Regions from separate parts of the Mus musculus genome. Here regions 1 and 3 are each linked to region 2. A link is a loop called in an ENCODE intact Hi-C map of the cell type or tissue named here. Cell type or tissue: heart. All regions are shown on one strand.

Evidence for each region. Hi-C counts contacts between places; a loop is a spot of excess contacts. Peaks named below come from ENCODE experiments on the same cell type or tissue, not always from the same donor. Only the 100,000 strongest peaks of a DNase experiment are listed, where the experiment ranks them.
Region 1: it touches region 2 in a loop (1.9-fold over the local background); 7 of 42 quality-filtered maps call a loop at or near these places.
Region 3: it touches region 2 in a loop (2.9-fold over the local background); 8 of 42 quality-filtered maps call a loop at or near these places.

What each region holds. Positions count from the first base shown.
Region 1 is chr1:164,548,388-164,556,387 of GRCm38, forward strand. No RefSeq gene overlaps it. Among named protein-coding and RNA genes, the nearest start is that of Gm26685, 49 kb to the left of the region's middle. In heart, no CTCF peak of the experiment used is centred here; no DNase peak of the experiment used is centred here; H3K27ac peaks cover 3,424 bases.
Region 2 is chr1:164,452,324-164,460,323 of GRCm38, forward strand. It overlaps Atp1b1 (ATPase, Na+/K+ transporting, beta 1 polypeptide), which reads right to left and starts at 6,032. Exons shown (of 6, transcript NM_009721.6): 1 at 5,438-6,032; 2 at 1,166-1,294. The coding sequence starts at 5,534. Gm32391 (predicted gene, 32391) reads left to right here and starts at 6,200. Exons shown (of 4, transcript NR_168343.1): 1 at 6,200-7,417. In heart, CTCF peaks have their summits at 3,407 and 6,095; DNase peaks (open chromatin) are centred at 2,598, 5,698, 6,118 and 6,488; H3K4me3 peaks cover 6,592 bases; H3K27ac peaks cover 6,551 bases.
Region 3 is chr1:164,362,781-164,370,780 of GRCm38, forward strand. The region is part of intron 9 of Nme7 (NME/NM23 family member 7); the gene reads left to right. Among named protein-coding and RNA genes, the nearest start is that of Gm39690, 52 kb to the right of the region's middle. In heart, a CTCF peak has its summit at 4,132 (motif pointing right); a DNase peak (open chromatin) is centred at 4,111; H3K27ac peaks cover 154 bases.

The sequences.
Region 1 (8,000 bases), 96 kb after region 2:
AGTTCTGTTATCTCTTGTCGATGTGTCTACATGTCTTGAAACACTCCCACCCCCATCTTTGTTTTCTGTTTTATGCTTACCGGTGTAGTTTCTCTGTCCTTGGCGTGTGTGATTTCTTGTTTTTTATTACTATTAATAACTCGGGTTGAACTTATGTGTTTCATTTATTTCTCCCTTGGGCCCTTTATGACTTTATCATAAAGGCTTCTCAGGTACAAACAGGAAGATTCATTAATAAACTTAAAATGAAGGGGACCTGTTTTTAAAGCACTTCTAAGATGAAAAATTTTGTGTAATAAAAATAAGGACAAAGATCTCTGGCATTTATTTGAACAATTTACCCAATAAACAACTTGAGAGACTCCTTGAAAGGCCCTTCTGTTTCTTTACATTATCATGGGTTCTTTATAGGGACATGGGCTCATGTCTTATCCAGGGCTTGTTCAAAGAATTTGCTCAGCTAAACCAAACACAAGATTTCTCATTTATTCATCAATTCAACGTTTTCATTCATTCATTCAACAACTATTGAGTGTTTGCCTATGAACTAGGCACCCTGTTGGTTATAGAAATATAAGGAATGAGAGAGCCTGGTGTGTCTCTCATGGCACATATCTAGCAGGAGAAGCAGAGAGTAAGAGACACATAATCTCAAATAAGTAAGTGGTTAAAATTATAATGTGTTACAAAGGAAGAATGATTGTAATATACACACATATGTGTGTATATACATGTATTCTTTAGTTTCTTGCTTTCATTTATTATTACTTGCTAAAGAAGTTTCTAAATGATATTGACAAAGGTTGAAGGAAAGAAAATGAAAAAGGTAAAGCCATCCATTCAAAATATTAACACACATACATTATATATGTATATATACACATATGTATGCATACACATATATAATATATACAAGTGTATACACACCCATATATAAGTTTGAGGAATTTTCCCTAATTTAAAAGGGAATGTCAAACTAGAAGTATTTGTGAAATATTAAAATTTAGAAATTTTAAATATTTTAATTAACTCAAGTAGAGATGGTCCTGACTTAATAAACCAACCACTCACTTGTGATAGGCAGGCAGTATGTTTTTTATTTTAATTACTTAAAATTATTTATTTATTTATTTGTGTATGTGTTTCTGTGTGTGAACATATGAACACATGTATGAGGAGGGTACAGGTGCCTGTGTGCAAGCATGGATTGTCATTCTCTTCTGTTACTCTCTGCTTGTTCCTCTGATGCAAGGTCTCTCCCTGCTCCTGTGATATGTGTGTGTGTGTGTGTGTGTGTGTGTGTGCATGTGTGAGTGTATGTGCATGTGTGTATGTGGATATATGTGTGCATGTGTGTGTTTATGTGTATATATGATGTATGTGTATTAGTGTATATTGTGTATATGTGTATATGGTGTGTGTATGTGTATATGTATGTGTGTATGTATGTATATAGTGTGTGTACATATATAGTGTGCATATGTGTGCATGTGTGAGTGTGTGCATATATATACAGTGTGTATGTGTATATTTGTGTGTTTATATGTATATGTGTGTATATGGTGTATGTGTATGAGTATGTGTGTATTGTGTATATGTGTATATGGTGTGTGTGTATGTGTGTGAATGTGTGTGTATATATATATATTTATATATAGTGTATGTGTGCATATGTATGTATACAGTGTGTATATACATATATGTATAAGGTTTGTGTATATGTGTGTGTGTATTCTAGACTGGAAGCCAGTGAGCCCTAGTGATTCTCTTGTTTCCATTCCCTTCAGAGAAAGTGCTTGGGCTCTGAACTCTGGCTGCCATCATTGTGCAGCAAGTCCCCATAACTGAAGAGCTCTCTTTCTAGCCCATAAACATTTAATAACTTTTCATTCAAACAGCATAAGTAAAACTATAGAGATCCTATGGATATAGATTGAGCATTTTCCCCAAATTGAATGTGCCTCTTCAGCCAGAACCTCAGCGAAGGGACAGTGTGTTACTTGGCCCCTTAGAAGTCTACTCATCTCCCCTTCCAATCAGTGAACACCAACTAAGAGGACCAGTATTTTCTAGAAGTGGGTATGTGCTAGACTCACTGCTAAGCCTTTTAAAGAAGTGCTATCATTTTAACCATATCCTCACCCCCATATTAATTTCTTCGAATCCTGACGGCCACTGCAGAGTGAAAGTTTCTCTAATGACTAAGGTTTAAGAAATTTCATCAAGGTATGTTGAATTATTCCTAAGGGACTCCAGCTGACATTTGTCATTTAATTTTCAAGCTTTTCCTTTTTTTTTCAGATTGCCAGACAAGTGCCCTGCAGCCCAGCTTAGATAGAACTCTTACAGTTTGCATTCCTGGAAATTTTCCACAGGCACAGTAACTTTCCATGATGCACCAGGCCTCATAGCCCATGAACAGAAGGAGGTGGCAGTGTCTCTGAACGGCTGTGCCAGACACAAAAGCGCTAGTGCTAGCCCTAGGCTTTTGCCCTTCTCCCTGGATGGAAACAGCTGGCCTAGGTATCCTTCTCTTTCCCACTGGGACTGACTTAATAATTTCTCCGAATCCTGAAGGCCACTGCAGAGCAAATGTTTTTCTGACTAAGGAAGGAAGGTGTACACATTCTACCTTTTCCTCCAGCTGGGACCATAAAGACAGCATTTTCCAACACCTATCCTTCCCTGTAGTCAACTTCATTTTGACACCTGGGAATGAAGAAGGGAGGCTGCTGGAAAGTCTCCACCCAGGATAGGTTGGAGGGACAGAGGAGTTTGAGTCAGAGTCTTTTTAAAGCTGTGACCTTCAAAACGTCCTTGAACTCTGGATGCCCCTCACACTCAGTGTAGAGAGCAGTTCTGGTTTACATGTGTGGGTTCTATTCCCCTGCACTCCCCTCCACCCCCAACCCAGAGTTCTGGGAGCTGGCTGCAGAGAACTGTGGGAAGAAAGAATCTCCTTGACCCTGGAAAAACCAAGGAACAAAGAGAAGTTAGCCTCCATCCGAAGGGTGTTTGGCCTTCCTGGCATAATACACTCTGAAACATTGAAGTGCCTAGTAATGGCATGGCAGAACTGTGGTGAGGTCTCAGAACACATTGCTGCTCTGAGACGCCACATGAACCTGCAGCCTGCTATCCCCGCTGTCCGTCTTCTCTGGTGTCATGTGCAATGGTTTCATGATAAACTTTTCTTCTTCAAAGCCCAACCCAACTTCCTGCTTATTCCACTGCGTGGGCCCTAGGTAGGGAGTTCAGTTTTGTGAGAATTTTGAGGTCATTGAATGAGGCCCTCCCTCCTTCATTTCTTCCTTTCCTGCTATGCCTCTAAGCATGACCCCCACTCCTGCCCCCGCTCCCCATCACAATCCATCTTTCCTGTTTCAGTGATTTACTCGGGTTGTTCATCTTTGTGTGTGCTTGTTTAAAAACTTTCTTGTACCATTCAAAGGGAGAGAGAAGATAAGAAGGACCTGCGTGCCCTTCACCCAGACTCAGGGCTCAGTTTCCTCATAGTTTGTCATGCTTTCATCTGCTTGTTTTGAGGCAAGTTCCATCATTCTCTGGTCATTGCCTTGACATCACCCTGGTGCCATCACCATCCTGTCTCACAAGGATAGTTTTGATGCTCTCCAGAGGGCTCCCTTGCCTTTTCCTCTGGCATCTGCTGTCTAGTCTCAGTGCAACTGTCATATTGGCCTAGTTAAAGCATAAAATAATTTGTGTTCAAATGACTCCGTTGGCATCCTTAGACTGTCCTTTGAGGTTCTCCACATCATGTATTTTGGTCACTCCACTGCACGTCAGATGTCACTGTCCATTGTCCCTACTGTCCTTAGCTCATTCTATTCTAGCCCCTGGGACTTTTGTTTTCCTAGTTTGCCTCTTAGAAACTCCACATCTATTGTTCTTCTCTTCATTTACCTGGGTCCTTCAAGATTCAAACTCGTCTCCTTGTAGTGTTTGCTAAAATGTTACATCATAAGCATGAGCCCATTTTAAGATGCAGTTATTGGCACTCGCCCTCACACCCCACTCCTGTTACCCACTACACGCCCTGCATCTGTGCCACACAAGCATTTTAATGCCTCTGGGCTCCTAATGGACACACGCTGGGCAAGGCCCAGCAAGGAAGGCCCAGCAAGGAAGGTGTACACATTCTACCTTTTCCTCCAGCTGGGACCATAAATACAGCATTTTCCAACACCTATCCTTCCCTGTAGTCAACTTCATTTTGACACCTGGGAATGAAGAAGGGAGGCTGCTGGAAAGTCTCCACCCAGGATAAGTTGGAGGGACAGAGGAGTTTGAGTCAGAGTCTTTTTAAAGCTATGACCTTCAAAACGTCCTTGAACTCTGGATGCCCCTCACACTCAGTGTAGAAAGCAGTTCTGCATTAGACATGTTTACCTGGTTTCTGTGCAGCTTTGACTCAGCACTTCTAAAGGCAGCAGTGGGAAATCTCTTAAGTGTCAGATCAAAGAAAATTGGGCATAGCCTTCCGGCCCCTGGGAGCAATGCTGTAAAAACAATCAAACGGGATGTCATACAGCCTTCAGATAAGCACACATAGGTCCTGCTGCTGCCACTGCTGTACTGCTTGCTGCTGAGGCCCAGGGGAAATTACTGGCTGTCTATCTCAGCCCAGAGGAGGCTGACGAATTTGTGTTGGCTGGAGTCGCCTCCATTTCTGTGTACAAACCTGTCGAGAAAGAAAGGTCTCCTTGGATCCACGTTCATCACACTGATTTCTGGATGCTTTGGATCTGAGCATTTGGGTGTAGAGAGCACAGGAATCTTTTTCATTTGTAACCAGCATTCCCTGTGGTTTCACTCTGCTGATAATGGTGCTTCCTTTACTGGCATTTGGGAGCTCTTTCTCACCCTCCATTAACAGCCACCTCCATCCCTTTTTTTCCTTTCTTCAGTACCAGATATTGAACCCAGGACCTTGTGCACATTATACAAGTGCTCTACCACAGAGCAGTATCTCTGTGTCCCCACAGACTTTGATAACTGATAAATCTAATCCTGACCACAAATAACTTTGTTCTGTATGGGATAAAAGGGATCTTTCTTCTAGTTTCTAAAAACTTGTCCTATGAAAGAGCCAACTGTGGTATACCAGAAATATACCACGTTTCCCTAGGAAGTGGCCCTAACCATTACTTATCGAGTTCCCTAGCTGTGAGCACCCCCTCTCTACAGTGGGATTAAGTGGTACATATGGTAGGTATAAAATGGTATAAAAAGATGTCCCAGGAGGCACTAACTGATAGGGGTGCTTTACACATGGCCAGATACGAGACTAGACATAGAGTGTGATATTTACCAGCATCTTATCAGTGAGAGCACAAAGTGTGACCTGGCAGGAGGGAGCTTCTCTGCTGTGTGATTTGAGCAGAAGGTTGGTGACTCTTCTAAGAGCCTTACAAGGGAGTGAGATCTTTGGGTGGGATAGGTTTGGTGAATTTGAGGCTTGGTCTCTATAACTGGTCTTTTGACACACACAGCACTCATTATCCCTTCTGGACAGGCATGGAACAAATTCAGTGTCAGAAGGACCCCGTGGGTGTATGTGCGCATACATGTGTGCTCCTGTGTACAAGCCTGTATGTGCACATTTCCCATCTGCAGAGGGATGAGCTGCATGTCTGATCCTTGAGGATAGACTCAGGTTTCACATGCTGGTTTATTAACGACTTCATATGCTGTTTACGGAATGTCTTCTGTCTTGGCATTCTTCAGACTGAGAGAATAAAGCCACAGGACAGGGAAGTGGCCTGAGGACACAGCAACACCAAGCGTCAGCAAACTCTCTGTTCACTCATTCTTTTTCTTTCTTTCTCCATTTGCCCCCTCCTGTTTCCCCTCTCAGACAGTCTCTCCCCCATGCTCCTTCCTCTTCCCCTCTGAGAGGGTGGATTCCCTCTCCCTCCATATCCTCCCACCCTAGCACATCAAGTTTCTCCAGGCCGAGGTGCATCCTCTTCCACTGAGGACAAAGCAGCCCAGTTAGGGGAATGAACAGACAACAACTTTTGGGATAGCCCCTGCTCCAGTTGTTCAGGACCTGCAAGAAGGCTGAACTGCGTGTGTGCTATATATGTATGGGACCTAGTTCCAGCACGTATATGCTCTTTGGTTGGTGGTTCAGTCTCTGTGAGCTTTCAGGGGTCCAGGTTAGTTAACTCTGTTGGTTCCTGTGAAGTTCCTATTCCTTTTGGGGTCTGCAGTTCCTCCCCCAACTCTCCCATAAGTGTCTCCTAGTTCCCTCCAATGTTTGACTGTGGGTCTCTGCATCTCTTTCCATTGGCTATCCTCTCAGAGGACAGTTATGCTAGGCTCTTGTCTGCAAGCATAACAGAGTATCATTAATAGTGTCAGGAATTGATGCTTACCCATGGGATTGGTCTCAAGTTCAAGTTCGGTTGGGATGGCCATTCCTTCAGTATCTGCTCCATCTTTGTCCCTGCATTTCTTTTGGACAGGACAAAATTTGGTTTGAAAGTTTTGTGGGTGGGTTGGTGTCCTTATTGCTCTACTGGGCGTCCTGCCTGGCTACAGGAGGTGGCTATTTCAGGTCCTATATTCCCACTGCTCTGAGGCTCAGCTTAAGTCACTCCATAGATTCCTGGGAATTTCCCCCATCCCACTTCTCTGGCAAGATCTGGTGTGGGAAGAGACAGGAGAGAGGACTAGAGGGCCAGGAGAATGAATGGAAATCTGCAGCTGGCATGGGTCAGGGGTGGGGGGCATCTTTAGGAAGTGCCAATCACTCATTCTTAAGGCACTCCCCAAGTTCAGGCCACTTGGTCACCAGTGCAATCCTGTTTGCCATTGCAGTTCTTGTGTGTGCTCTCACAGACAAAACATGAAGACAGAGAGGTTAAAGAAGAAGTCAGAGTCCTGTTAGCAGACTGGAGCTGCCTGGCTCAAACACATGCAAACCAGAGCCATGTCTGTGGCTGTTAAGTGGAGGCTGGACATCACTAGGATCAAAGGAAGAGAATTAGCTTTAGCAAGCAACGGACCAAGGCAGTCAATGTTAGATGTTTTGATGCCTATAGAAATGGACCGTAGAAGTTATCCTTCATTTTAAGCTCAACTGGATTCTGAATCACCTTGGAGATAGCTGTGGAATGTGGTCTGTGAGGATGCTTCTAGAGAATTGTAATTGAGGAGGGAAGACCCACACTGACCCTTAGGCACCAACCTGTGAGCCAGGTTTCCAGACTGAATAAAAAGAGCAAAGATAGAAAAAAAAGCTAAACACACCATTCATTTCTCTGTGTTTTCTGACTAACTGCAGTATGACCAGGCACCTCACACTCCCACTGTTACAATGGACTGTATCTTTGCATACCACCAAATAAACCCACCTCCCTGAATTGCTTTGTAGTTTGACACAACAGTGAGAAAAGTAATTAATGCACAGAGCAAAAATGTAATTGCTTATAAATTACAATGATGAGAAGTTCAACCATCCTCAACTGGTATTTCAACAAAGCACTCTGCAGGTATTGCTAGAAATAGCTTTCCAAGTGTGTTGTGCTTTGAGCATACAGATAAGAGTTCATCCAGAGGAGAAAAAGCAAGAAATAAATCCAAGTAGAGAGTCTAGTATGGTGATGGTTTGTATATGCTCAGCCCAGGGAGTGGCACTATTAGAAGGTATGGCCCTGTTGGAGTAGGTGTGGCACTGTGGATATGGGCTTTAAGACCCTCATCCTAACTGCCTAGAAGTCATTTTGATAGCAGCCTTCAGATGAAGGTGTAGAACTCTCAACCCTGTCTTCATCATGCCTGCCTGCAAGCTGCCACACTCCCACTTTGATGATAATGGACTGAACCTCTGAACCTGTAAGCTAGCCCCAATTAAATGTTGTCCTTACAAGACTTGCCTTGGTCATGGTGTCTGTTCACAGCAGTAAAACTCTAACTAACACAAGTATGTTGTGTCTGTTTGTTCTTGTTTTGTTCACAGTGCTTCGTGAAGT
Region 2 (8,000 bases):
CTGTACAAATTACTATGACTACTTGTGCTGGCAGAAGAGGCCATGGAAGACAAGCCTTATAACCACAGGATCCCACGCAAAACACTGAAGATCCTGAAGTTCTCAGCACATTGGAACCTCGCTTTGTTCGACCTTTCCTAAGACCCACCTTTTGGTACAGAAGAGCTGCAGGCATCCGGGCATCATGAAGCAGGTCGAGTCACTGCATATACTTACACGTTCTCTTTTCTCACTTCCCACCTAAATGTATCTGAAAATATCCTGGGTTTTGCCTTGTGCCCGAGGACTGTTGACTTAGTACTGTGAGATACTGTTTGCAACTTGTGCATTCTGCAGTTTCTTCTTCCTTATACCCAAGGAGAAGTGCGAGACATGTCTGCAACAGGGACTGCTCAGGGCTTGCAGAGGCCCCCAAGACTGTCACCTACAGATGGCTGTGTCCAAACCGAAGCCAGCCAAAGTCTTGCCCACAGAAGACACACTGCTACCCTACCCCCACCCGCTGCAACCTCAAGGTCATTTATAGGGTGAGAAGTGAAAGTTATGCAACACGAACCCCACTCCTCTCCCAGCTGTCCTCCATGCAGAGGAGGCAAATGGTGGATTCCCTCTTCTACGAAGATCTATTTTTCCTGATGAAGTTTTTAGAGAGAACAGAGACAGCCAAACTGGAAAGAGGGCCCACAAAACCCTCAGGGGCGTACTGAGATAAGCCTAGAGGGTGTTTGTGTTCAAGGTCAAATCAGCAAGAGAGAAAATAGACCCCTGAATTCATGGTTCCTCTCTGTGGGCACGATTATTTGAAGGATTTATCACAAGTGAAAAAATACATGTGTTAGAGCCAGAACGGCCCTAGAATGAACCAGCTGACAAAGCACTTGAGTGTTAAGGCCAAGGAGAATGAAGCCCGGAGGGGACCTGATGTGCTCCATCACACAGTGGGGCTGCATACACCACCCTCACCCCAGAACTGTGTAGGACAGACATCTGCGGCCAGCCATCTGGAGCTCAGCCGCCATGCGGGCAGCAGCCATGGCTGCAGCAGAGGTCCTGAGTCCTCCCCCATACTTAGCTTGAAGCTCTACTACAAAGGTTTTCTGAAGGTGTCTTCTTGGCTGGATGTGGAACCGTTTTATCTCTGGAGAAGCCACTCCCTGAGTTTTACCTGGCGGGGCCACTCGGTCCTGGTATGTGGGCTTCAGTTCACTGATGGTTAGCAGCATTACTTGGATGGTCCCGATGAAGATGCCAGCCAGGCAGCCATAAAATATCACGTAGAACAGAAGGATCTTAACTGTGGGGAGAACAGACAGAGACGGCTGTGATGTAGTCACAGGCTCGGAATCAAATCCCGGGCTTCCCAAAGACCTCCTTCCCTGTTCCTCTTCAGCCTGTTTCTCTCAGTAATCAAAAGAGGGAGGCACACTTTTTTGGAAGGCACAGGTGGAGAAATGCTTAAGGTGGCTGAAGGGCTAACAAACAGGAAGTCACTTCCTTTTCTGAAAAGAAAATCAGCAGCAAACCAGCAGCTGCATTGGAAAGCTTATGCAATGCATCTGACATTCGGAAGTGTGTTCCCTCAGGGGCAGGGGTATCGCTCGCTTGCTGGTACCCCACATCCTGTGGGGCTAAAGGCTAAGAAATACAGGTGGAGCTCTCTTTAACAAGTCACTGTCTACAAAGCACTATCTTTTTCTTCAAGGACACAGGGCGGCAACTGGAACCAATCAAACATACAAAGGAAACCCTATGGTACAAATGGCCGCCATTTTTACCTTATCATCTGACCAGCAGAGTAAGGACTGCTTGTGTAAGCTACATTTTTCTTTTCTTCACAGAAGAAGAAACAAGAAGAAGTTAACAGAAGGCAGGCTGAAATAGCTACAAATAAACTTTAAAAATAAAAAAGCAAGCAAGCAAGCAAGCAAGCAAAAAACACCCTGAACCACCGTGAAGCCGGTAGACTGGAATAAGGCTATCAGTTACTGGTATACAAGGATTAGCTCCCTGATTAGCAGCCTAGTAACAGGCTGTACTAGGCACTAGGCATTGCCTGGCTGTCCTGAGCCAGTCAAACAACACATCTAGAAGGGAAAAGTGGAAGCAATAGATCTGTAAGGTTATCAGAAACATGATTGCGGGGGGGGGGGGGGGGGGGGGGCGCACAGGTTCCTCCTAAAGGGTTTCTGAAAAAACGCTACAGGGTGAAGGGACTATTGAAAAGGCGTATGTGTACATGCTGGTAGGGGGCCAGGAGTGGAGTGGGCACACAAGCTGTGGAAATGAGCCACACAGCCTTCTCCATACATGGAAAAACACCAACTTTCCCCTCAGGAATCCATACTTCAAGACAGCAGTGTTCTGGAGCTATTGAAACGAACCAGAACACACATAAAATCCCACACAAAACGCTGAACCTCATCCCTTGTCTCCCCTACATAAAGATGAAAGCAAAGATGAGAAGAGAGGAGGCTGCATCTTCTAGAACCACAGCCCCCATTCTGTCCCTTCCTCCTGGCAGGGCAAGGGTTAAGTGCTGCGTTTGGTATCCAGGCAGCGGTAGGCTAATGGCAAGCCTGTGACGTCAAGGGATCTGGAAAATTTTTTCCGGCGAAGAGGTACAGAGTTGGTATAACCCAGTCGGTGAGCGAGAGAGCCCCTGGAGAGCCTGGCTTCTCGGCTGCTGTCCTGTCCTGTTGCCCTTCCAGTGCCACCCTGGGTGCTCTCAGCCACATTTGCCTCAACAACTACAACCCTTCTGCTCATATCCTGGACTCCTAAGAAGGCACAGGACTGAGGCTACTGTTTAAAAGACAAATTGATGGAAAAATTAGTCATTTTACAAGCGCAATGATTAAGCTCAAGAACATATACACCCTTTCCACTCTGAGCACAGAATACCAAAGCTGGGTGAGGGATTGTGTTGCTGCCGCACAGGACTTGGTAAACCTGTCACTGCAGTAAAGTCATTTGGTTAGACAGAGCGCAGCACGCATATCTAGTGAGCTCGGGCAATGTTCTCCCCAAGACCAAGGCTACCAGTGGCACGGAGAAACACATACAAAGACTAGGTTAGTGCCACCAACCAGCTGGGTGACATGATGTTGGAGGCTGGGTTATCGGCTTTGAAGGCATTTTGTATTCTTTAAAACAAATTTTCTTTTCCTTCTATAATTAAAGAACAAGGAGCACGAGGAATTTTGCCTATATATATATATATATATATAAATGGAATATAAGGCGAAATAAATATATATATATATATTCTTTAAGATGCCAAAAATAGGGTTTTAAAAAGTGACCTGGAAAACCAATGGCAAATATAAAAACCTACCAACACATGGATAAACTTAATGAAAAGGTAGAAAGCACAAAGTGATTTTTGTAAGTTGTGATCTCTCCAGCAGGTGACAGGCTCGAGCCTCCTGCCGTCCATCTTGGTGAAAAATCTACCTATAAGCAAAACGGAGCCAAGGGCATCGTGCCCTGGTCCCAAGGGCATCCATGTTGGGCCCAGAGCTGGAAAGGGGGCATCTCTCTCTCTATGACATAGGAACTTCTCTGTCATTTCTTACATTGTGAAAGGGGCACAGATAGGATTGCACAAAACACAAACTGGGTTTCGAGCTCAGCACCCACAAAATGGAAGATGAGTTGCGGCAGCTGCTTCCTAAGTCCGTGGGTATCACTACCTTGCTGGATGTGACCCTCAAGACCACACAGGCTCATTCTCTCTCCCTGTCTGATACAGAAGGGCTGTCCCATTAAATGTCGCTTTAAAGAACAAGCTGTTCCATACTGCCTTCCTTACCCTCTAAAGCAAATATTATTCAAAGAAGGAGTGTGAGATTGGAATGAGGAAAAGAAAGATGTTTTAAGAAGTGGAAAAACACTAGAGGGCAAATTTCACAAGGTCCCTGGCGTCAGTGCCACCCCCTTGGTCCTGTGATGCTGCTGCAGGGGCCAGACCACCAGGGAAAGCAGCCCTAGCCAACGTGGGAGGAGGGGCCAATTCCGCAGTGCACCTCCTAGGCCTCCTAGCTGAGTTACAAAGAGTTGCTAGGAAATAGCCCAGGCTGGTCATCCTTTACAAACCTCACATCTCTTCAGGTCTCTCCTTCCACGTTACAGAAACACGGGTATGCTACGGGCATACTCCCATGGAAGGACAGTCTCCACAAATAAAATGGAATATAAGGCGAAATAAAAAGCCATCCATTTAAGACTCCATTTTCCCATGGCTCAGGGATGCCTATGCTCCCTGGTAATACCGTGGAATGAATGAGGCGTCACCTTCATAACCTTGAAGAATGATGCATTATTAACCCTTTATTTTTGAGAGGCTCCCTAACTGCATTTTTTTTTTCTTTAGGAGGAAAAAAAATCATACATCCCAGCTTCTTCCTTTTCAAAATGTCAGCCAAGCGCTCTTTTCCCTGACTCATTCTCCAGTCTATTTCCATAGACCCTCCCCACACAGGAACGCAGCATCGCATCGTTAGTTTTCAGGGTTCCCTTAGTTCCTGCAATGCTGCTGCTATAGGGGTGGGAGGGGGAAGGAGGCGAGAGAGAAGGTAGAGGAGCTGGTGGTGATGGTGATACTGGAGAAGGAGGGGGGCAGTGATGCAGCAGAGGGGAGTTCCCTCCCTCCCTTCCGCAGTCACGACTCATGGATTTGTCTACAACTATGCCCTTCAAAATGACCTTAAAAAAAAAAACCTAGTACCTTTCCAGTGTAAGGAGGTAAAAAACAAACACGGTATGTAATTTTCAATGGGGTATGAGGGGGAGTCCAGCCAAGGAAGCAACAGGCTGCATGAAATGCTCTAATATAACCTGTTTCTTCGTTTGTATCATGAAGAGCTTAAAAACACCATGTCTAGCCAAGGCTTAAAAAACGAGCCATGAATGGAGCTCACTGGGCCATTTCTGGGCTGTGATGACTGCAATGTGTGAGGACTGCAGTGTGGATGCATTTCTTCTCCCCGTTCCTATCCATTCTAGATACATTTCTAGACTGGAAGAATGATGCTATCTATCGCAGCATCGTCTGCATTAGAACAGGTACGCTCGTGAGTTCTGCTCACGGCCCCAAATCTCGTTTTTCTAAGGTCTTGGGAGATGGAAAGGGAGGGTACATACATAGGCTCCTGGAACCTGACCGAATTTCCCAGGAGGAAAGGCTTAGGAAACGAAGATCCCTACCATACCCAAAACCCTAGCTCCAGCTCCCCACCCGAGGCGCATCCTGGGGACCCCCCACATTTGTCACTGGATGCCAAGCCCAGGGCCGCACGCTCCTAGCAGCTCCTACCACCCACTCCCTAACACCCTGGTCAGCCCCGCGGGCGCCGAACTGTCCGCAGTGCTCGCGTACAGACGCGCCTCCTAAGAAAAGCCAAGGCGCCGACGGCAGAGCCGCGGAGCGCGTACTTACACCAACTACCACCGGTCCTGCCCAAAAACTCCTTCTTCTCCGAGTTCCAGATGAATTTCTTCCAGCTGCCTTCCTCCTTGGCTTTTCCGCGGGCCATGGTGTCTGCTCAGCAGTGGCGGCCGAGGCCGAGGGAGGGCGAGTGCGGCGCGCGCCCTGGGCGTCCTCGCGGCGGCTGCTCGGTGTCCCCGCGGCCCGGCTCTGTCTCCGAAAGCGAGACGCGCCGCTGCCGCTGCGGCTCTCCGAGTGCGAGGCGCGCCGCGGAGCAGCCTAGGCAGAGCGGGAGGAGGGGGAGGTGCGGCGGGGGCGGAGGGAGGAGGGACGAGGGAGGAGGGCGCGCGCGGGCTGGGCGGCTCCGAGCCCCGCACCTAGAGGTGGGCGCGCGGCCGCTCTCGGGCTTTCCCCGCACTCCGATCGCCTTCCGGGGGGCTCAGCGAACCCCGCAGCTGCTGCTTCAAGCTGTAGCTGCACCACTCTGCTTGCTGTGACCTCTGGCGAGATGGACCAGGGACAAGGAGGGAAAGTCACCGGGAAGGGCGAGCGGAGTGGAGCGCGGGCTCGGCACACGGGCGCGCAGGCCAGGAGCCGAGAAATTGGCTGAGGGCGCACGCCCTACCTTTACTATATACCGCGCCTCCACCATCCGTAGCTCCGCCTACCGGCGGCACGGCAAGCCAATCGCCAGCGCCGAGAAGGCGGGGCCTGAGCCCCCGAAGGGGCGGGCGCGGGGCCCCGCACAAAGGAGCCGGCAAAGCTAAAGGGGCTGGCACCGCAGCAGGGGTGCGGAGAGGGACTGGGGGCGGGTGAGTACTGCTCCCGCAGCTCTGCTGGCCCTCTCTCTGCCCCGAGCTGTGCCTGGACAATCCTCCTCGTCCTCCCGGCCCCCGCTCGCCAATGCTGTGGCCTGCACCTGCATCGCTCTCTGGGAACCTCGGAGACCTCAACTCCTTCGTACTGGTCTTACCCCTTCGTACTGGTCGGGGTTTACTGCAGGTCCACCTCCCCTAGGCCATGGCCAGGTGGGGGAAGGTCACTCCAGGACGCTAGTGACTCTGCCCAGCTCTGCTCCGCCTCTCTGCTTATGCACCTGCCGCCCCCTCGCACTCTCTGCCACTGCGGTTGCAGTTCCGGCCCGTCCCTCTTCTGCAGGCCAGCCCAGCGGGCAGCCTCGGTTCCTGACTCCTGGTCTGTGCTTGTGGGCGGCCTGAACCACCTCAATCCGGACAATTGCCAAACCCACCCTGGGCTGTAGCTGGGAACCGGTTGTGGCTCCTGCCAGTCTAGACCCCGGGGAACAATTTATGCACGTGACCCAGCCACCTAAGACTCTCCTGGCCCAGGTCTGTGGCTGGTATTCCCATTGGCTTACTGTTCTGTCTCACTGGGGGCACCCCTACCCTATACTGTAGAATTCTTGGAATGACAGAGCACTTGGGAAGACCCAGCTCACATGTCAAGATGTCGCAGAGCACTGTGTTGGACATGACCATTCTTTCCATCCTTGTTGGCTGAAAATCCGCCCTTATTTTCATCCACCGAGCCCCTGAACAGCTTTCCACACAGCTCTTATGGTGATGACACAGCAGAAAACATGGCGAGGCTTCTGCAGTGGCTGCAGAAAAGCCTGTCCCTGGAGCGACCTGGCCGGTCGCGCAAAGAGCTAGCTTCTTATCAAAGACCTTCCCAACACAGAGATGGGTTCCCAAGACACCCTGCCATTTTCAAGGTCAATCTTGCAGGCCCAAGGACAAAACCGAAGGGATGCAAAAATGAGCTTTTTCTCATTAATCCCACTTGCAAGACTGAAGAAAACCTTAAAATACCCAAAATTCAGGGGAGACATAGCAACTGAGTCTCATGGAGTCCACAGGGGCTGCCGACCCACTGTGTCAAGGACAACTGTGAGAGCAGCTTGTTGAGAAAGAAGTCACTCTGCTTTGCCCCTGCAGCGTTTATTTTGGAAAAAACCCAAGTTTGTGGTTGGTAAGCTATTAGAAGAGACTGTACCTGTAGATTTGATGCCACTGTCTCTAGGCAGAACTTACATTGTGGAGGGGATTCCGCAGACCAGACCACTGGGAGGTGTGTGTGTGTGTGTGTGTGTGTGTGTGTGTGTGTGTGTGTGTACCTCATATATATATGAGGGAGGAAACCCCGTGGGCAGAATCAGGAAAAAAAAAACCATAAGGAATAAGTAGGGTGTAAGTAGCTTCAAAAGGGATGAGACTTGGCTGGAGTTTGATGGTTTCTGCCTATAATCCCAGACTGGAGATAGGCAGGAGGATTACACATCTGAGGAAGAAAGAAAAGTGAGTAAGAGGACTCTTAAGACTGATGCGGTGACCATTCCTCATAGCCAGTGTACCTCAAACCCCCAGAACAGTTTGCAAACAGTTCATCGTGGCAGGTTTTAAATCAGAACTTTCTTTACTATTGAGAAAGAAAGAAAGAAAGAAAGAAAGAAAGAAAGAAAGAAAGAAAGAAAGAAAGAAAGAAAGAGAGAAAGAAAGAAAGAAGAGGAAAAGAAAAAGGAAAGGAAAGAAAAGAAAAGAAAAGAAAAGAAAAG
Region 3 (8,000 bases), 90 kb before region 2:
CTCCATTCAGCCCTCTGGGAGTGATGCAGAGCTGGCCATGTACAGCTGTCTGTCACCCTCCAGGCTCTCCACATGGTCCCTCCCTGACTGAAGCTCAGGATGAGGCTTCTGCTCTCGACCCCCACACGGGATTGGGGTGCACTGTGCAGCTGGTGTGGCTTCATTCATCATGATGCTTCACTGCTCAGTTTTTCTGTGTCTCTGAGCTGTCCTATCACCCTTTCATGGATTTCTGAGGTTCTTTCTCCCTTTTAAGGTATGTGGCACTTCTTCAGCGGGTCAGCATTTAGTCCACCATCTTGCTTAATAGTTTTATTTGATCTAAAATGTAAATCTTCTGACTGAGTCTAATGCTTAAATAAGATTCCACTTAGAATTCCTCTAGTTCAGAGCACTCTAAAGAATGCTAAGGTAGTGAGAGGGAATGGCATCAGTCTATACCAAAACCTCCAGGACTGATTTCAGGTCTACCAGAGTCATCTGACCCACTTTGTCCCAGTTTGCTCAGGTTGCTGCCAGCCTTCCTTGCCACGAACAAGCCATGCTGCCACAGGGACCATAGAGAGAGCTCTGGTGAAGTAACTGGAGTAAAAACCTCGCTCCCTATTCACACACAGAGGCCACCTATGTGTGCTAAGTATCAAGACAGAGATGTAGACTTGGCAGTGGCTTAGAAATGAAGAATTTATAAGAGGCATTAAGGGCTTTGATCCATAGGGTTTGTTTGTTTGTTTGTTTTGTTTTGTTTTGTTTTTTGGAGTATGAAAGATGTGCAGATGTACAGGCTAGCAGGATGCAGAGCTGGCTCTCGGCTCACACAGAGTTACTTCCGGTGACTACTATCCTTTAGCATTTTGTATAAACATTAAGGCCTCCCATCGTTTCCCATGTCGTCTGTCAATGAGGAGGCTTGTCAGTCAGTAAGCCTGTTCTTTACATGTTCTGCTCCTTTCTCATAAGAACCTGTTGTAACTACACATCAGAATTTACGCACTTTCATCTTCCACAGGGCATGTACCATTCCTTCGTCTTCTGATAGCAGACAGTGCTTTCTTATTTTCCCATTTTACAATCATTTCTTAATAAACTAAATAATAAAATGTCATATGTGGCAGGTCCCTGGATCCCACCTCCCTAGGGCCTGCCCCAGCTCCTCGCTGGGAGAGGGAAGGGAGGAAGTAGGCTGCAGAACAGAGCACCATGTGGGAAGGAGGGAGGTCTGTGTTCCTCATTGTGCGGCTACACAGGCACTGGTGCTCAGGGCTAGGAGAAGATCGGAAACCAGGCAGTGCCCAGATAAACATGTCTGCTGCAAGGTCTTTGAGGTCAATTTTCCTTCAGTCTTGTGTCATGTGCACCTTAGGTGTCATCAGCTCTAAAATGGTTGAAGATATTCCCTCTACTAGATGATCAGCCCATTAACAGACTAGCCTGGGAAGCTAGCGAGGGAGATGGGACTCTTTTGTTGGAGACCTATGTAACCATTGGCGTTAATCCTCTTCTAGAAGGTTCTTCGTATACCTAGAACTGAAATGCTGAACAACTGACTAGTCAAGCACATATGTCAGATGGCTTCTCAGTGTCTGAGTGGTGACCCTTGAATCTTAAAACACAGTAAAATGTGAGAGAAGGGACTTACTGGAGTTTCTTTTACAAATGTTTACCAGAACAAAAATAATTGAGTGTCCTGGGGATCCAGCTCAGTCAGCAAAGTCTTTCTGTTTCTGAGGACCTGAGCTGGGACCCCCAGCACCCACATTAAAATACAAAACAACAACCAAAATTCAGAATGGCAGAGCGTTCATCTCTAACCCCAGTGTTGGGGTAAGGGACAGACAAAGACAGGAATTCCCCAAGTTTGCTGGCTAGTCTTAGCCAATTTGAGTTTCCAGATTCAATAAGAGACCCTGTCTCAAAAAATGAGATGAAAGGGCTAAGGAGATGGCTTAGTGGTTAGGGGCACTTGTCTTTACAGAGGCCCTGGGTTTGATTCCCAGCATCCACATGGTGGCTCACAACTGTCTGCAACTCTAGTTCTAAGGGATCCAGTGACCTCTTCTGCCCTTCACAGGCACCAGGTATGCATGTGGTACACAGATGTATGCACTTGCAGTCAAAATACTGAGTAGGACAAATTCCCAGGGGAAATGGCGGTATTGCCCACTGTGAAGTTTTCAGTTTAGTTTTTTTTCAAACCGAGTGTTCACAGAGACAGCTCAGACACCTCCAATGCATGTCTCAGCCCTACTCTAGAGCTACTGAACAAGCTCAGAAGATACTAACCTGGCTGAGAAGTCCAAGGTTAAGGCCTGTGAACAGGCATAGTCCACAAGCTCAAGTGCTTGTAGGGCTCATCAAAGTTGGAAGAGCACTGTCTATCAGTAGTGGCGTCATCGTCCTACCTCCAGCTCCAGGATTCTTCTTCTATGTTTGCTTGGTTTGTTTGTTTTAATTGATTTGTGTGTGTGTGTGTGTGTGTGTGAATCTTATCTCTCTGCCCCTTCTTATTCACTCTTCACCCTTGCAAGCCCCACCCCTAAAAGATAATAGAAACAAAACAACAATGACGACAAAATTAAAGTGTAGAAAACATCTCATCATCAAAGCTGTAGCATGTCCCACAGTATTTCCCTCTGTCCACACATCTTCACTTGGAAATGTTCGCTGCAATGAGTCATTGGTCTGGTCCGAGGCCTCTGGCTTCTGCCACACCATTGGTACTGGATCCGGGACTCGTCCCAGTTATCCTGTTGTTGCCCTCCTATGTCATGGCAAGTCTTCTGCTTTGGAATTGCAGGACTGGCCCTCTCGTGCTCTCCAACAGTTCACAGATGGTGTAGAATTTAGGGTGGGCCAACTCAGACCCCTGGATCTGGGCCTAGAAGTATATTAGAGAGCTGAGCAAGCTCTCCAGCACTGCCCCAGCTAGCCCACCCAATGCTGCCGCCAGCAGGGTTAAGGTCAGCTCTCCTGCTCTCCTGCTCTTTGTGAGGGACCACAAAAGAGCAGGAGAGCAGGATAAAAGTTTCACTCTGCCCAGTCAAGGTACCAGAACCACTCTCTCAGTTGATGCACTTGTGGCCCCTAGTGAATTGTTTCTTGATTGTCTTAGGGTTTTATTGCTGTGAAGAGACACCATGACCATGGCAACTCTTACAAATGAAAACTTTTCATTGGAGCTGGCTTGCGGTACAGAGGTTTAGTCTTTTATCATCATGGCGGGGAAACATGGTGGCACAGATATAGACATGGTGACAGAGAGGTAGTCAAGAGTTCTACATCTAGATCTGCAGTGCAGCAGGAAGAGACAGTGAGCCACTAGGCTGGCTTCAGCTTTTGAAACCTCAAAGCCCACCTCCCAGTGATACACTTCCTCCAACAAGGTCACACCTCCAATAATGCCCCTCCCTATGAGTCTGTGGGGGCCATTTTCCTTGAAACTACCACATTGATATTCAGAGGTTTGTGTAGTTCCTCCCATATTGACTTTTGGACTTGACTGTGACTTTCTTTAGCACTTACCTTCCTAAGGCACGCTGCAGTCACAGGCTTGCTGAGCACACGTGCATTGGACTTTGTCTTTGAGTGCTCTAGTTAGAAACCAGTGGTGTGACTAAGAAGCTCTGATGAACACTACCTGGAGTCTTGCCCTCAAGACAAGCTATAGCTTTCAGAAGTGTCAATCTAATTCTACGATTTGCTGACAAGCCCCAGAAATGCAGATCTCAAGCTGCTCATCCAAACAATGCCATGTATAACGAAAGTCTCGCCTCTAGCACCGGGAGCTGACTTCATTCACTGAGAATGACTCTGAGCCTGAGGTCTGTGGCTAGACCAGTCTCTGGAGCCAAGTGCCTATTGTAGGCTTCACTGATGGAGAGGTGAAGAACTCGGGGAACCTCCGGGTGTGAGTGGGGGTGTGTGTGTGCTTGTTATCTGCATCACAGTCCTCCACGATGATTAATGCCCAGGAGTTTGTGCAGCCCTCAGTCCTGTGGCTGCATTCCTCACATTATGATACTTGGGAGCAACCCCCTGCCTCACAGTCACCTCAGGGGCTACAAATTGGTAGACTCAGAAGGGTGGGGCAGTCAGTCCAACCCTGGGACTGAAAAGCTAACTGTGACCAGCAGAGGCCGCTGCTAAGCAACTAGCAAAGTGAAGGCCTTTGGGGATGTCAGACAGTCACCAGCACAGTTCAGCACAGAGCAGCAGAAAGCACAGGAAGACACTGTGCACTCCTTTCTGGTCTTTCCGTTGTACTTTTAGGAACATTTTACTTAATTTTACTATTTTAATATTTACTATATTTTATACCGTCTTCTATCCATCTTTTTTAGTCATCTCCATAATCTCCATGCCCTTGTCTAATTTTGTTTTTTCTTTATTGAGCAATCTTCTATCAGCCTTTTTTTTTTTTTTTTGTCTCCTTATCTACCTTTAGTAGTTTTTTGACTGTATCTTTCCGATTTTGTTATTGTTTTTGTTTTTTTGAGTCAGGGTTTCTCTGTGTAGTCCTGGCTGTTCTGGAACTCACTCTGTAGACCAGGCTAGCTTCGAACTCAGAAATCTGCCTGCCTCTGCCTCACAAGTGCTGGGATTAAAGGCGTGTGCCACCACTGCCCGGCTCTTTCCAATTTTTAAAAAGGCTTGTATATGTTTTTGGTTTATTCCCTTCTTATACTTATCTGTTAGTTATGCATTTTCCCATGAAATCTTTTTGTTTTCCTCTGCTCCAGTCTCTTGCCTTTTGCTCTTGCCTTCTTTACATTCTTCTCCATTCCTTTTCTTTAGCTTGTCTTTTCTTCTTGTTCTTTCCCGTCTTCATTTACCTTATGTATCAATAAAAAATAACAATGAGTAGGTGGTAAAGCATACAGGAGTGAGCCTTCCACAGCCAAGCAGTCACCTCCGAAGGGGGGAGGCTAACTGTTGGAGACCTGTAACAAGAGCTCCGGCTTGGGATGTCGCTGGTAGTTAGCTCCAAAACTATTTATTAAACTTCACATGGATGCCATACCCTGTACCATAGGTTTATTTTTATTAACAACTCATATATGGAAATTAAGTAAAGCATAAAATGTATGGTGCACACACACACAAGTATGCTTGTGAATGGGTTGAACATTTTAGAAGAACATGGGAGAAATGAACACAGCAATGAATGCCTTTATTAAGAACTGAAATTCTAAAGTAGGGGAAAATTTACTTTCATGATATACAACTTTATTTTCATTTTATGTGTTTCATCATTTTCAAATTAAAGAATAAAGAGTAGGAGAAATTAAGACAAAACTAATTGCACATTTATGATTTCCCTTGGTTGGGTAGGTTGAGTTGTGGACATAGAAAGGCTGTGACTTTTTTGTGGTTCTTTTTTGTGACTCTCAAGAATCTGAGGTCACAGGCCTGCACCAATCTATCCCATAAGACCTTGCTTTTCTGTTAAGTTTCCAGGTCACGCTCACACTACTGAAAGCTGGCACCATACTTTGAGGAGCCTCAGCATCAAAGCTGTCTCATTATCAGCATGCTGGGGACTAGGGGGAAAGTGGTCTGTACCAGTGAACATAATACACACTGCACAGGAGAGGGCAAGAATTTAATTTTAGAACACACTGCACAGGCGAGGGCAAGAATTATTTGATTTATAGCCAAGGATGTGTCTATTTTGAAGCCTGTTGTATACGTGGCAATGTAGTCTTCCTGAAGCTATGCCAGAGCCATTCGAACCAGCAGAAGAAGCAATGTTCTTGAAATATTGTGTCTAGATTTGCAGGTCTCCTTAGCTGTGACTTTGGGTAGCTAAAATAGACAAAACTGTGTAGTCCTTTAAAAAGTATAAGCAAAGCCAGATAGCCTTGAGAAGCTTCTAAAATGTGTTTCTTGAAAAGGTGACAAACAACAGAACTAATTTTAGATCAGGGAAAATATTTATTTTGTCCATATATGGACAAATGTTTACATGGCTTAGAGTTAGCTTTTCAGTCTTTTTGTGGTGTTTGGCTCTAAAAGAAACAAATTTCTACCGGTGTTTTTTTCACATATGTAGCATCCTTGTGATTGCACGCCATCTTTAACTGGGAGTTGCTCTTCTTCCAGTCCCAAAGGAGTTCACCTCTCAGATGAGGAGGAACCTCCCCTGCAGGGAGCTGGGGGTCCCTGTGGTGCAGAGCCTGCTTTGTAGGTTTCTGGTTTTCCCTGGTCTCGTACATTGTTTTCTATTCTTCTTAATCTTTTCAGTCTTAAGCCTGTTATCTTATTGCAACCAGGCTAGGCTAGCTATTCCTTATGTCCTTTGCTATGTTAAACCTATTCTGTCTTCACGGTAAGGATTCGTGTTTGATTGCTCTTCCCTGGGAGTCCTAGCTGCTGTCTGCCTGTTCTGTCCATGCTTTGTTGGTATGGAGTCTACCCTTACTGTTTTCTACGCCCACAGTTACAGTTGGATCGGTTTTAATGAGTGGGCACTACATTCTGGGTAGATCTGTAAAGCTCTTATTGGTTCCTCCTTCCATTGCCTTGCAGTGAGTTCTGAGTAATCCTTATTAGACAGTTGGTAAGGGAAATGCTCATTTTAGATCTAGATATGTGCTGTAAGTGGAGGGTCACTAATGATATTGGTTAAATCAGGTCTGTTTTGTAAACCTACTTGCTTAACAACTAAGTTGAATTTTATGGTTGGGTAATGGATCAATATGAGGCCCTAAGTGCCTTTCTTAGTTCTTAATTTAATAGTTAAACTGAACCTAAACTATTGTATGTTACTAAATTAATGCAATTATACTAAATTTTTAAATTATTTTTGGAATAGTAGCATAAACCAGAACAAGCCAGCTGTATTTTAGATCCTAAGTGTTCTCTCACTACTCATATGTTAATGACATACTTCATGGTGACCTTGGAAGGTGAGACCTGGTAAGGGGTTTTAGATCATCAAGGGTGTGTCCCTGAGGTGGACAAGAGGACAGAGCCCTTCTTTTCTCTTGCTTCCTGACCATGTAGTGAATGCTTTGCTCTGCCTGGCATGTCTGCTGTGCTAGGTAGTCTAATCACAGACCTAAAAGCAACATATCATGGAATGAAACATGCCAAACTGAGAGCCAAAACAATTTTTTTTCAGTTGACTTTTTAGCTATCTGTTGAGTGGTAAGGGCAGCTGGCCGAGATAGAACCACACCAATCTGTGGACTTCTGAAACATTTCCCAGTGAAAGTTCCCATTGACGTAGAATTGCTTCATAATTTCTCTATAGAGAAGACAAATATTTCCACACAGTTTTATACACAGGGTTATTTGTTATGTATGTTTGCTTGGATTAGCATTAAATTTCTTCTGTTGAATATAGCAATTCTTGTGATTTCTTTTGTGCTTTATTGCAAGTAAATCTTAAGTGCTCATAATCTGCACCTTTGGTTTATGTGTTTTTAAAAACACACTATTATTTTTTAGTTATCATGTCTTTTATTTTACTAGATATAAATTTTAAAGGCAATAAAATGTCTCTAATGTGGTTTAAATTAATATTAGTATTTAGCATATTATCTACATATCCATTTTGTTAGTTTAAATACTCTTGGCTGTATCAAGATTAAATGTTCCTTAACAAATCCTAAATGAATAAAATATAAATATTTTTGTAGAGATTTTTTACTATTTTCCCATCTCTTATAGTTTCTTTTATAAAGATTCTATGTGTATCTTTGTCTTGATGACCTAATCACTCTCACAGGGTATGTCTTCTAATCCTCTACTTGATTATAGCCAAAAATTAACAATGTATGCGCCTCCATTTGCTAATACATCCCTTTAGCTTAGGGTCTCAACATAGAACATTCAGTCCATGGGACTACTATGAGTATTGTCTGAGGGGGTATGTGACTAGTACATACAACATGTGTGAGAGGAGAACCGCCGGGTCCATGTAGCGGTCTCAGTGTACACGTGAGAAGTGGCTACAAAGGCCATTTTCCCTCATGTCCCTGCCTGGCTGCTGCTGA